Regions from separate parts of the Homo sapiens genome. Here all the other regions are linked to region 1. The links are chromatin loops, found by intact Hi-C in ENCODE. Cell type or tissue: PC-3. All regions are shown on one strand. Region 1 overlaps ABCA13 (ATP binding cassette subfamily A member 13). Region 2 overlaps ABCA13 (ATP binding cassette subfamily A member 13). Region 3 overlaps ABCA13 (ATP binding cassette subfamily A member 13).

The links. Peaks named below come from ENCODE experiments on the same cell type or tissue, not always from the same donor. Only the 100,000 strongest peaks of a DNase experiment are listed, where the experiment ranks them.
Region 2: a loop joins it to region 1, with 13 times the contacts of the local background. A loop is called at or near these places in 1 of 110 quality-filtered maps.
Region 3: a loop joins it to region 1, with 13 times the contacts of the local background. A loop is called at or near these places in 1 of 110 quality-filtered maps.

What each region holds. Positions count from the first base shown.
Region 1 is chr7:48,479,539-48,483,538 of GRCh38, forward strand. ABCA13 (ATP binding cassette subfamily A member 13) reads left to right here. Exons shown (of 62, transcript NM_152701.5): 46 at 1,498-1,616; 47 at 3,538-3,625. Among named protein-coding and RNA genes, the nearest start is that of LINC02838, 230 kb to the right of the region's middle. In PC-3, no CTCF peak of the experiment used is centred here; no DNase peak of the experiment used is centred here; H3K27ac peaks cover 491 bases.
Region 2 is chr7:48,388,511-48,392,510 of GRCh38, forward strand. It overlaps ABCA13 (ATP binding cassette subfamily A member 13), which reads left to right. Exons shown (of 62, transcript NM_152701.5): 37 at 530-710; 38 at 3,411-3,629. Among named protein-coding and RNA genes, the nearest start is that of ABCA13, 220 kb to the left of the region's middle. In PC-3, no CTCF peak of the experiment used is centred here; a DNase peak (open chromatin) is centred at 1,661; H3K4me3 peaks cover 433 bases; H3K27ac peaks cover 2,533 bases.
Region 3 is chr7:48,364,118-48,368,117 of GRCh38, forward strand. It overlaps ABCA13 (ATP binding cassette subfamily A member 13), which reads left to right. Exons shown (of 62, transcript NM_152701.5): 32 at 3,677-3,791. Among named protein-coding and RNA genes, the nearest start is that of ABCA13, 190 kb to the left of the region's middle. In PC-3, no CTCF peak of the experiment used is centred here; DNase peaks (open chromatin) are centred at 1,104 and 2,184; H3K4me3 peaks cover 492 bases; H3K27ac peaks cover 2,451 bases.

The sequences.
Region 1 (4,000 bases):
TTTAGCAATTTTCAAGGTACAATACATTGTCACTAATTGTAGTCATTATGTTGTACAATAGATCTCTTGTACTTTTGCCTCCTGTTTAGCTGAAATTTTGTATCCATTGACCAACATCCTCTCTGCCAATCACCATTTTACTCTCTGTTCCTATGAGTTTGACTTTTTTAGATTCCACAAATAAGTGAGAGTCTTGCTGAATTATTATGTACAACAATTATTATTCTTTTTAGTATCTTTCCTCAAGCCTTTCTTTCAAGACCCTGAAAGTAGTATCTTAAATGCATATCGCCCTTCTTACTTTGCTGTAGTTCTTTCATGTGTATCTGAACCTAACAGCAAATCCATGCATTTAGGTAAGCCTGTTTTCATTTTCATTTTGCAAATAAGCAGACAAGCTTCCAAAGCTGTAATGAATGTGAAACTGGCCCAAATGTCTCTTAGAAGTAATATTTATGGATTTTCGAATAAACATAGAAATGGACCCTCCCTGGTCTTAAAAGTTGAAACTTACATTTCTCTCACCTGAGTTTCTTCCTCAAGAAACTGATCCTCAGGCAAGGGACTGAAATACGTTAGATCTCTGAGTTCAGAAAATGAGACTCCAGACGTCTTATCCATCATGATTGCTTCCTTACCCCTCCTTCTTTCCTGTTTTCCCATTTTCCCCTCCATATAACCCCCACCAGTTTTAGATGGTTGAGGAGATGGATTTGAGACTTTCTCTTTCATTCTCCTCAGCTGCAGAACTCAGCTAAAAGCTTCCTCCCTGGCAACACTCATTGTTTCAGTGATTGGCTTTCTGTGCAGCAAGACCAAACCCCTGGCATTTTGATAACAAAAGACTCAGAGACAGAGTCGTTTCCTATTTTAATATATCATCTTTTCTGAAAGTGTTTGAGAAATGGAAACAAAGCACATTAACTCTAAAGCCGGTCTGTGGCAGGGCAGAGCACATCATTGCGCAGCCTCCAGTGGCCTGGGTTTTGCGTTGTGTTGATCACCTCCTCCTACCTTGTTAGGTGATTATTCCATGATGCAGAGCTGGTGTTGGCATGCTGGTGAGTCGCTGGAGAAAAGCTGTTTGATTTCTACTTTAGACCCTTATGAAAGAGACACACGCCTTTGAATTATCCTGCTTATCTTCCTCCCACTAGTTGTTTCTGACTCTCTTTCAGGTTCGTCAAATGCAAGATCACCCCAGTGAAAACATTTTTTTTCTTTTTAGTTTTTATAAATCTGCCCAAACTTACATACAGAAAAGGATTTGAAGTTCTCAGATATAATTGACTGCATAAGTCACAGTGGTATTCTGGCATAATTCTCAAATACATGTGACTGAAAGAGATTTTAGAAATTAGAACATATAAAGGGCTGCAGATAATTTATTAAAAATTGAAAGCTAGAGAACAATCACATGTAGTTTCAAGTAATGTCAGTGAACCAGTTTGTGAATTATAAAAAAGTTTGTTTTTATCTTTTTGAAAACAATTTCAGAAGTGTCCAAATAGAAGTGCTAGTGCTCCCTACCTGACCAACCACCTGGGCCACACACTGTTGAATCTCTCAGGCTTCAATATGGAGGAGTACTTGCTGGCACCATCTGAAAAACCAAGGTGTGTTCAATACTCTTGTTGGGTCTTTACTTGTTTGGATTACTATGGAAAACTTATTGTTTTAAATGCTAATGTTCTTAAAAAGTCAAAAATCTAAGACTGACCTTGGTGCTCATAAAAATTCCACAGTGTGTGATGTTCCCCTTCCTGTGTCCATGTTTTTACATTGAAAGTAGACAAATAGTTTTGTCATCTGTTTCTCATCCATTTCTAATATTTAAATATAATAAAGTCTAATTGAATACAAAAACAAACAAAAAAAATTCCACATAGATGCCATGGACCTTAATAAGATTCCTTACTGCTGACTTTCACTCTTTTAAGTGCTGGGGGAAATCCTATCAATTGAGATTTGTCAGTGGCAGAAGCACGAGAGCCAGAAGCTGTTTTACTGCTTTAGGAAATAAGAGCAGATAAGTTTACAGCATGCAAGCTCCACCTCCCAGGTTCAAGAGATTCTCGTGCCTCAGCCTCCCGAGTAGCTGGGTCTACAGGCACCTGCCACCACACCTGGCTAATTTTTTTGTATTTTTAGTAGAGATGGGATTTCACCATATTGGTCAGGCTGGTCTTGAACTCCTGACCTCAGGTGATCCTCCCGCCTCAGGCTCCCAAAGTGCTAGGATTACAGGCATGAGCCGATAGCTTTTTGAAGGTGGGAACTTGTGTGCCCAGAACTTAGAATATTATCTGGCACATCAAAGATGTTCAACCAGTATCTGTTGAATGAATGAGTGTATTCAGTTGAGCCAGTTGGGAATGTGTACTTATTCCTTTGCCTGAATTTTTGCTGAGAGTAGAACACTGTGATAGAAGAGAAGACTATTCTTCAGTCTCCTTTTATCTAGTGAGTGGAAGACAAAATTTATTTAGATAATAGTTAACATTATATTTTTTTAAATGTTAACCCTTTTTTTGAAGTTTAATAGATACAAGATACTGTGCAACTCATGGAGATATTAAAAAAAGATATAATTCCCACCCAGGAAAAATTCACAGAGCTACATAAAGATAAACCAGCAAATAGACAATAAAACCCAGTGTGGTAATTGATAACAATGGATGGAAATACAGGGTATTGTGGGAACTCAAAAGACAAGGAACATCTAACCCACTTGAAATTGTCTGGAATGCTTTCCTAAACCAGACAAGATTTGAGTGAAAGATTAAAGAAATAGAGTAGGGAAGACAAACCAGAGTGGCTCAAAAGATTATGACCACTATTAAGAAATTTTTTTTTTTTTTGAAATGGAGTCTTGCTCTGTTGCCTAGGCTGGAGTGCAGTGGCACGATGTCCACTGTAACCTCCGCCTCCCAGGTTCAAGCGATTCTCTTGCCTCAGCCTCCTGAGTAGCTGGGATTACAGGTGCCTGCCACCATGCCCAGCTAATTTTTTTTTTTGTATTTTTACAAAATACAGAAAAAGACAGGGTTTCACCATGTTGGCCAGGCTGGTCTCAAACTCCTGACCTCAGGTGGTCCATCTGCCTCGGCCTCCCAACGTGCTGGGATTACAGGTGTGAGCCACCACACCTAGCCCAAGAAATTCTGAATAATGGATTTGTAGAGGGAATGACCATTAATTAAAATAATAACAGTGCTGATGATCAAGCCCTACCTGTTACATGGCATGTATTTCCTAACAAGACAGTAAGGTGTGACAAGTACACTTTCTAATGTGGCCAGCCTTATCCACACCTTCTCAATTATCAGTGCCTTCCGTTTTGCCTGGCTTGGGAGCCAGGAAACTTGCATCAGCACAGCACCTGTCTGCCTGTGTGTTCATGTCACAGACCACAGATGCTCAGTTGGCTACTGTCCTAAGACTGCTGTACCTGGTGGGGTTAGTAATGAATACCCTCTGATTAGAAGTCCTGGTGCTCTGTGGTTGAAGCACTAACACAATGTTCATTGTTAACAGGCTTGGAGGTTGGTCTTTTGGATTAAAAATCCCCAGTGAAGCTGGAGGTGCAAATGGAAACATATCAAAACCCCCAACTCTGGCAAAGGTAATCATATTTTTTTATTTTTTTCCTGTTTTAGAAAGTATTTAGGAAAACTCAACATTCAAATATAATTTTGAGCACAGGGTTCAGAAGGACCAGATTAAATCCAATCATTTGTTACTAAGCATCAAGGAAAATTATATGTAAACATTGTCTTGAAAAAAAATGGCTTGTTTTTCTTTAGAAATCGAGGAAATAGGTTTTTGCTTTTTGTTAAGACAGGACTTCACCTAGTAAATATAAAGTGGAGGAAAAAATCTATTTTCAAAGATACCCACAGTTGTCATAATTGGAAATATCACTAGTTTCTTTGCTGGCCAAGGAGTACTTCCATTCATGAATGTAAATGCCTTATCTTCCAGAAGGCTGGATAGATAG
Region 2 (4,000 bases), 91 kb before region 1:
GCCAAAGGATGAATCCATAGGCCATCTCCATGGAAATAGAGATGCATCACTCAGAGATAAACAAGCTCCCATCGTGGTGGGTTTAGATTACAAGTCAACATTCTAATCTAAACAATCTAAATATTTTTCTGAATTATGAATCTTTTAGAAAATGTGGAACACATCAACAAGCACCTATCCACTCTCACGTCCTCAGGAGACTATTTCTCATGAACATTTTATGTGTAACTAATCTGCCTGTTGTTTTTTTCTCTACTTAAACAAAAATACATGTGTGTGTTTTTATTTTTTTTATTTTTTACAAAATGGTTATCATAAGGGTTCAAAACTTTGTAATCAGTGATATCACTTAATGTTTGCCATTATATAGTCTGCTTCTTGTTCTTGCTAAAGAAAGATTTTTGAGTTGATTTGTGTGCTTCACAGAGCTGGAATTCAATTTCAAAGCAGAATGCTGAATTAATAAATATGAGCATTATTTTTAGGGCTTTTGAAGTCTTTTCACAATGAATTTTCATCTCTCTCACAGGGTCATCACTGCAAAACAGGGAAGGAGAGCTTGAAGGAAGTGCCCCGGGAGTCACCCTGGTGTCTGTGACCAAGGAATATGAGGGCCACAAGGCTGTGGTCCAAGACCTCAGCCTGACCTTCTACAGAGACCAAATCACCGCCCTGCTGGGGACAAACGGTGCCGGGAAAACCACTATCATGTGGGTCCCATTTTACCCTTATCAAACACTGGGCATTTGATTCTTAAAACTTCAGTTTACCTGTGAGACAGAAGGTTTGATTTCTTTTCCTTTTTTTAAAATTTTGAGTCTCAATACAGAGTTTAGAGACACGGGTGAAAGGCAGAGCCCCTCATGAGTGCCCGTGTGAGAGAGGCCCTATGTCTTCAACCGCACAGGTGCACTGTAGGCCTGGGGCTCAGTCAAAGGGGTAGTGGTGGATAGCTTTTTAAAAGGCTTAATTCTTGTATTTTCTACAAATAATTTACCATGTTGTACTTTAGTCTTTGAAAGTCCTTTGGCACTTTCAGCGTTTGTCCTACTAAGTATCATCTTGCTTGCATATCTGTAGGAAGAGGAATATCACAGTGGTACTTGCAAATTTTTTAAACACCTGATTATTTTTCTTTTCCATGTTCTGGTTTTTGTGTGGTTCTTTTCTCATTAAGGGTAGATGTTTGGTTTAGGATTCAATGGCTCTAGATTTGATTAAAGAATCAAATCATGTGCTCCCAGAGAAACAATGAATTCAAACATTCACAGCCTTGGGCTGGCTGTAGAAGTGGAGGTTTAAGGTTAAACTACTAAAATTATGAAATATCTCTTTTGAACAAATCACTTTCTCTTTTGTTCTTTTTCTCACTAAATATGTAGTATTAAAGTGTGATTAGTTAAAACAATGAAGAGGGCTTTGCCTCAGACTTAATAAGAAAGGTAGAAAAATAACACATGAAACTTCAGAAATCTCATACTGAAAAAATAGAAAGAAAGAATATGGACAGTTTTTATTTGTTCCTTGGATACAGAAATGGACCTGGAAAAGCGTGTGAGTGTTTTTTTTAGTGTTTGAAAATTGGGAAACCACAAGTTGCACAAATAATGACTCAGCCAGCCAGTTCCTCTCACCCTGCTTTTACTAAGACACATTTCTTACAAGGAAAACCTGGGCTGCTTGTTTAGCAGAATGATGAGAATTGCATTTGGAGTTTCTAGATGATTTAAAGTTCAATGACTGTGTTGCTTTTAGTGTACATTTGTAGTACATTTTGAGTCATCCTAAGTGGCTGCCTCCACCTGGCAATTCTTAGATGAAAGGCTGAGAGGTCAGTCAAAGACGGGGGGGTCTTCACTATTTAAAACAACAGTCTTTGAGACTTCTAGGGAATGTGTATAAACTATTTTATAGTATCCCCCAGATAGGTTTGAAAATAATATAGCAAAGAGTTTTAAGTTCATCGAGGTTTAATTTTTGTGCAGTAAACAGTATCTGTTGATGTGTACAGTTTGATGAGTTTTGACACATTTGGTTAGTGCCGGAACAAGCACCACAAATACAGAACCTTTCTATGCTGCTCCAAGGTTTCCTGTGCTCTCCTTTGACCCTGGCCTTCATGTGACCACTGATCTGCTCTTTGTCACTAAAAACTAGGTTACTTATTCTAGAATTTCTTGTAAATGGGATCATGTCTGGCTTCTTGTACTCAGCAGACTGTTTTGGGGACCCAGGCATGGTGGTGGTGGCCCAGCAGCCTGCTCCTTGGGACAGCTGAGTGGTATCCACCATATGGAGGCAACCCAGCTTCTTTATGTTTTCATCCATGGGTTGCAACTGAGGTTGTTTCTCTTTGTCAGTGATTGTGAACACAGCTGCTGTGAACATTTGTGCATACAGCTTTGTGTCGGCACACATTTAATTTCTCATGTGTAAATACTAAGGAGTGGATTTGCTAGGTCCTGTGTGGTAGGGGCATGTTTAACTTTTCAGAAATAAGAAACCAATTTAAAACTTAAATAATAAACTTCCTGAAACAAGGAAGCAGAACTAGGCAATTCTGAGGCTTCTGTTGGTAAAGTCGGTCATGTGAGCTTGTGGTGGCAGGCTGCTTGATTTCTTGTGGTTTTAACACACACAGACTATCCCGGGAGCAGCGGAAAGAAGACTGGCTCCAGGGTTGGGGCCTAGCTTTGTATCTCTGTTTTGCTTATATTTAATGATGAGGATTTAGGTATATATGTCATTTCTTTAGCATGTTTCCTCATCTGTAAAAAGTTGAATGTTATCATCTTAAAGTCCCATACAACTATAATGCTCTATGATTGCAGTTCAGACTTACAATGGTTCAACTTAATGATATTTTGACTTTATGATGGTGTGAAAGTGATACATATTAGGTAGAAACCATAGTCTGAGGACTCATACAGCCATTCTGCTTTTTACTTTCAGTACAATATTCAATAAATTGCAAGAGATATTCAACACCTTATTATAAAATACGCTTTGTGATAGATGATTTTGCCCAGCTGTAGGCTAATGTAAATGTTTTGGGTACACTTAAGGTAGGCTAGACTAAGCTGTGATGTTAGGTAGGTTAGATGTAAATAGATTTTTGACTTACAATATTTTCAACTTTTTATGGGTTTATTGGGACATAACCCAATCAGAAGTCAAGGAGCATTTTTATTTCATGTGGTAGCATAACATGTTAAACTCACATTTTCAACATCAACCAGCCAATGTACCCTCAAACTACTCACACCTTTTAACTGATTGTGTAAAAACCAGGTCAGCAGAAGGTGAGTGCTCTTGGCAGGATGCATGCGCCATCCTGGAGCTGACTGGATTGCTGACGTTCACAGTATCAGCAACGCGTATTCTCCATGCTGTCTTATTTTCTCTGGCAGATCCATGTTGACGGGGCTCCACCCTCCCACTTCTGGAACCATCATCATCAATGGCAAGAACCTACAGACAGACCTGTCGAGGGTCAGAATGGAGCTTGGTGTGTGTCCGCAGCAGGACATCCTGTTGGACAACCTCACCGTCCGGGAACATTTGCTGCTCTTTGCTTCCATAAAGGCGCCTCAGTGGACCAAGAAGGAGCTGCATCAGCAAGTCAATCAGTTAGTAAACAGTTGTCTCTCTGCTCCTCCTGCCTCTGCCCATTGTGTAAGGAAGTGAAGACAATAGAAAGAGACACTTAAAAAATCATCTGTGTCTACATTTATAAGATGAAATAATTAGCAAATGGTTGTTAACTATGGAATTATGACACAGCCACCAACACTGAGAATGTCAGAAAAGGCTTCTGTGGGAAGGCATTGAATTTGATTTGATTTGTCTTTGAAATGTGGAAGAGATGAGCACATGTAAGCACAGAGGCTGTTGATGGAAACTTTGTGTATCTGGAGTAAAAGGTCCCTAGGGGTGTCCTGAAATGAAAAGAATTCAAAGGCAGCGGGAAAACTGGTTGTCAAGAAGCTGATTAGTCTGC
Region 3 (4,000 bases), 120 kb before region 1:
GGTGCCATTAATGACCTTACAGCTCAAAAGCTTACTTTTCCATTGCCACAAAGATAGAGTGCTTCCTGAAAACATATGGATTTCTCACATAGCCTCCGTCTTCTGTTTCCCTGGAAATAGGGTCTAGGAGAAGGCTTCTCACGCTAGTCAATGTAACTTTTTTTTGCTTTTTTATTGATACACAGTAGTTGTTCATATTCATGAGTTACTTGTGATAATTGGATACATGTGTACAATGTGTGATAATCAAATCAGGGTAATTGAGATAGCCATCACTTCAACAATCATCTCTTTGTGTTAGGAATATTACAAAGCCTGTCTTCTAGCTATTTTGAAATATACAAGTTATTGTTAAGTACAGTTCCCTTAGTGTGCTATTGCACACTAGAACTTATCCCTTCCCTCCATTTGTACACACTAAACAACCTCTAATTATCTTCCCCTCCCCTTTACCCTTCCCAGCATCTGGGTAACTCACTACTCTACTTTCTACCTCAATGAGTTCATTTTATTTTTAGCTCCCACGTATGAGTTAGAACATATATTTGTCTTTCTGTGTCTGGCTTATTTCACTTAATATAATGTCCTCCAGTTCCATCCGTGTTGCTTCAAATAACAGGATTTTTTCTTTGTAATTGCTAAATAATATTCCATTTTGTATATATGCCACATTTCTTTATCTTTTCATCCATTGATGAACACTTAGGTTGATTCCATATCTTAGCTATTGTGAATAAGTCTGCAATAAACATGGGAGTGCACATATCTCTTCGATATACTGATTTTCTTTATTTTAGATATACACTCTGCATTGGAATTGCTGGGTCATATTGTAGTTATATTTTTTAGTTATTTGAGGAAACTCCATACTGTTCTCCACAGTGTCTCTACTAATTTACATTCCCACCTAACAGAGTGTGGGTTTTCCCTTTTCTCCAAATCCCTGCCAGCGTCTGTTATTTTCTCTCTTTTTGATAGTAGCTATTTCAATTGGGGTAAGATGATATCTCACTGTGGGTTTGATTTGCATTTTTTTGATGATTCATGATGTTCAGCATATATTTGTATAACTGTTGGCCATTTGTGGTCGTTTATTTTTGAGAAATATTGAGTCAGATCTTTTGCCTATGTTTTAATTGGATTATGTGGGTTTCTTGCTATTGTATTTGTTTGAGTTTCTTGTATATTCAGGCTATTAGTCCCTTGTCAGATGGATACTTTGCAAATATTTTCTCCCATTCTGTAGGTTGTCTTTACACTTTGCTGATTGTTTCCTTTGTTTGCAGAAGCTTTTTAGCTTGATGTAACATCATTTGTCTATTTTTGCTTTTGTTGTCTGTGCTTTTGAGGTCTTACACAAAAAGTCTTTGTCCAGAATCAGTGTCCTGAAGCAGTTCTCTGATATTTTCTTCTTGTAGTTTTATTGTTTTGAGCTTTACATTTAAGTCTTTAATCTATTTAGAGTTGATGTTTGTATATGGCAAGAGATAAGGCTCTAGTTTCATTCTTCTGCATATGGTTATTCAGTTTTTCCAGCATCATTTATTGAAGAGATAGTCCTTTTCCCAATGTATGAACTTGGAGCCTTTGTTGAAAATGTGTTGGCTACAAATGTGTGGGTTTATATTTGTGTTCTTTATTCTGTTTCATTGGTTTATGTGTCTGTTTTTAACCAAAGAAGTGAAAGATATCTACAAAGAAAACTATGAAATGTTGATGTGATGTGAGAAGTTAAAGAGGACATAAAAAATGAAAAGATATCCTATGCTTATTGATTAAAAAAATTGTTAAAATGTCTACATTACCCAAAACAATCTGCAGATCCAATACAATCCTTATTAAAATACCAATGACATTCCTCACAGAAATAGAAAAAAATCCTAAAACTTATATGGAACCACAAAAGACCCAGAATAACCAAAGCTATCTTGAGGAAAAAAAATGAAGCTGGAGGCATCACACTACTTGTCTTCAAAATATAATACAAAACCATAGTAATCAAAGCTTTAGTCTCCATTTTATTTATTTCTGCTCTAATATAAAGTCTTTCATCAAAGAAAAGCCCAGGACCTGATGGCTTCACTGTGACCCGTGTTCTGCTTGCTCCAACCTCTGGTCCTTGCCCTTTTTTTTCCTTTGCCTGGAGCAGTCTTCCTTTAGATACCTGTGTGACTCATTTCCTTACTTCATCCGCTTTCTGCTTGAGTATTTTTTTCCCGCTGTCAGCTCAGCTAATCACCCTGTCTGAAATAGCATTCCTTCTCACTTTTGGTTAAGCTAGTTCTTTTTTACTCATAGCATTTATCACTACCTGATATTATGCATCTCTGTTTTAGTCCTTTCTGTGCTGCTATCACAGAATACCCGAGACTGGGTAGTCTGTGAAGAAGAGAAATTTATTTGGCTCATAATTCTGGCAGGAAGTCCAAGATCAGGCAGCCTTTCTGGTCAGCTTCTGCTGAGGGTGTCATGCCACTTCAACTCATGGCGGAAAGTGTAAGGGGAAGAGGGTGTGCGCTCCATACATGAGAGGCAACCCTGCTTCATAACAGCCAGCTATCTCAAGTACCTGGAATCTATCAATCCAGTATCCTGGAAACTCAACTTGTCTCATGAGAACTGCATTAATCCATTCATGAGTGTGGAGACCCCATAACCCAAACACCTCTTAAAGGCTGCATCACCTCTCAATACCATCACATGGGCAATTAAATGTCAACATGAGTTTTGGCAGAGACAGAACATAGCAATCTCTGTGTTTATTGGATTATTTTATGTCCCCTCCCACCTTGCCGACACACTGGAATGAAAGATCCTTAATGGCAGGACCTTTTTCTGTTTGGCTCATTCATGTATCACCAGCCCAGTAACACGGCTTGTACCTTCAGTTGGTCTCAATGTTGAATAAATAATTATTATGTGGATTTAGAGCTCAGAGAGTATGTGGTGAGAAGACAGAGGGTCCAGCTTGAGGTAGGAATGCCTACATTTAAAGGCAGGTAAAGGAGAAGTTGCCAAGATGTGGGTGCAAAGCTGGGAGTTGTTCTGGAAGCTAAGAGAAAAGAGAGGAGGAGGGAATGACCAATGCCATCCAACATGTCTGAGAACTCAAGAAGGAAAATGACTGGATAATTCTCATTGGATTTTGAGGCATGACTGTCATTGATGCCCTAGATAAGAGTCATTTCAAGTGTATATTAGAAATGGAGCCCAGTTAGAGTGGGTTGAAATATGAGTGTTAGGAAAATAGAAAGGAAGACTTTCATTTGCCAATTTTCACGTATTTTGTAGATGATAATCTGTGATCAATTAATATCAATAATTGAAGATAGATAATGGTCCCAATTAAATGGGGGAAATGGCAGGCATGGATTAATGACCTGCTTTGCTCCAACCTGCTCTGCCTATGGCAGGTGTCAGAGAGTATTGTGGTTGGGCTATGGCTCTCTGAGAGATCTCGAACCAGTTGTGTCTCCTTCATGGGTTCCTTCATGAATTTGCATACCTACAAAATCAGCACACCAATCATGGCCCTCCTACCTAAGTCACAGGCATGTAGAAATGACCAAAGGAGATATCACTCCTGAAAGAGCTTTCTAACTTGGAAGAAAAATGTAAAAAATTAGTAGAGTCATTTTGCTTGTCTCCGGATGCTGACTGAATTATCCCCTTACAGATTCCTGAACAACGTTGGTTTCTTTTTTCCACTGATAATGATGCTGACGTGGATGGTGTCTGTGGCCAGCATGGTCAGAAAGTTGGTGTATGAGCAGGAGATACAGATAGAAGAGGTAAATATCCTTAAACCTTGCCTGGGAGACAAAGATAGGGAGGCTGGGGACTTTGGAAATGGATCTTGTCCCATAACCAACCTGAGCCTCTCTGTTTTGCTTCCCTCTCCTCTGCTGGGGTTCTGGTGTACAAAATAGCTGAGTCCCTGTTCCAGAAAGAAGATTTTATGTTGAAGTCTGAAGCAATGCCAGATATTTTCCACTGACAT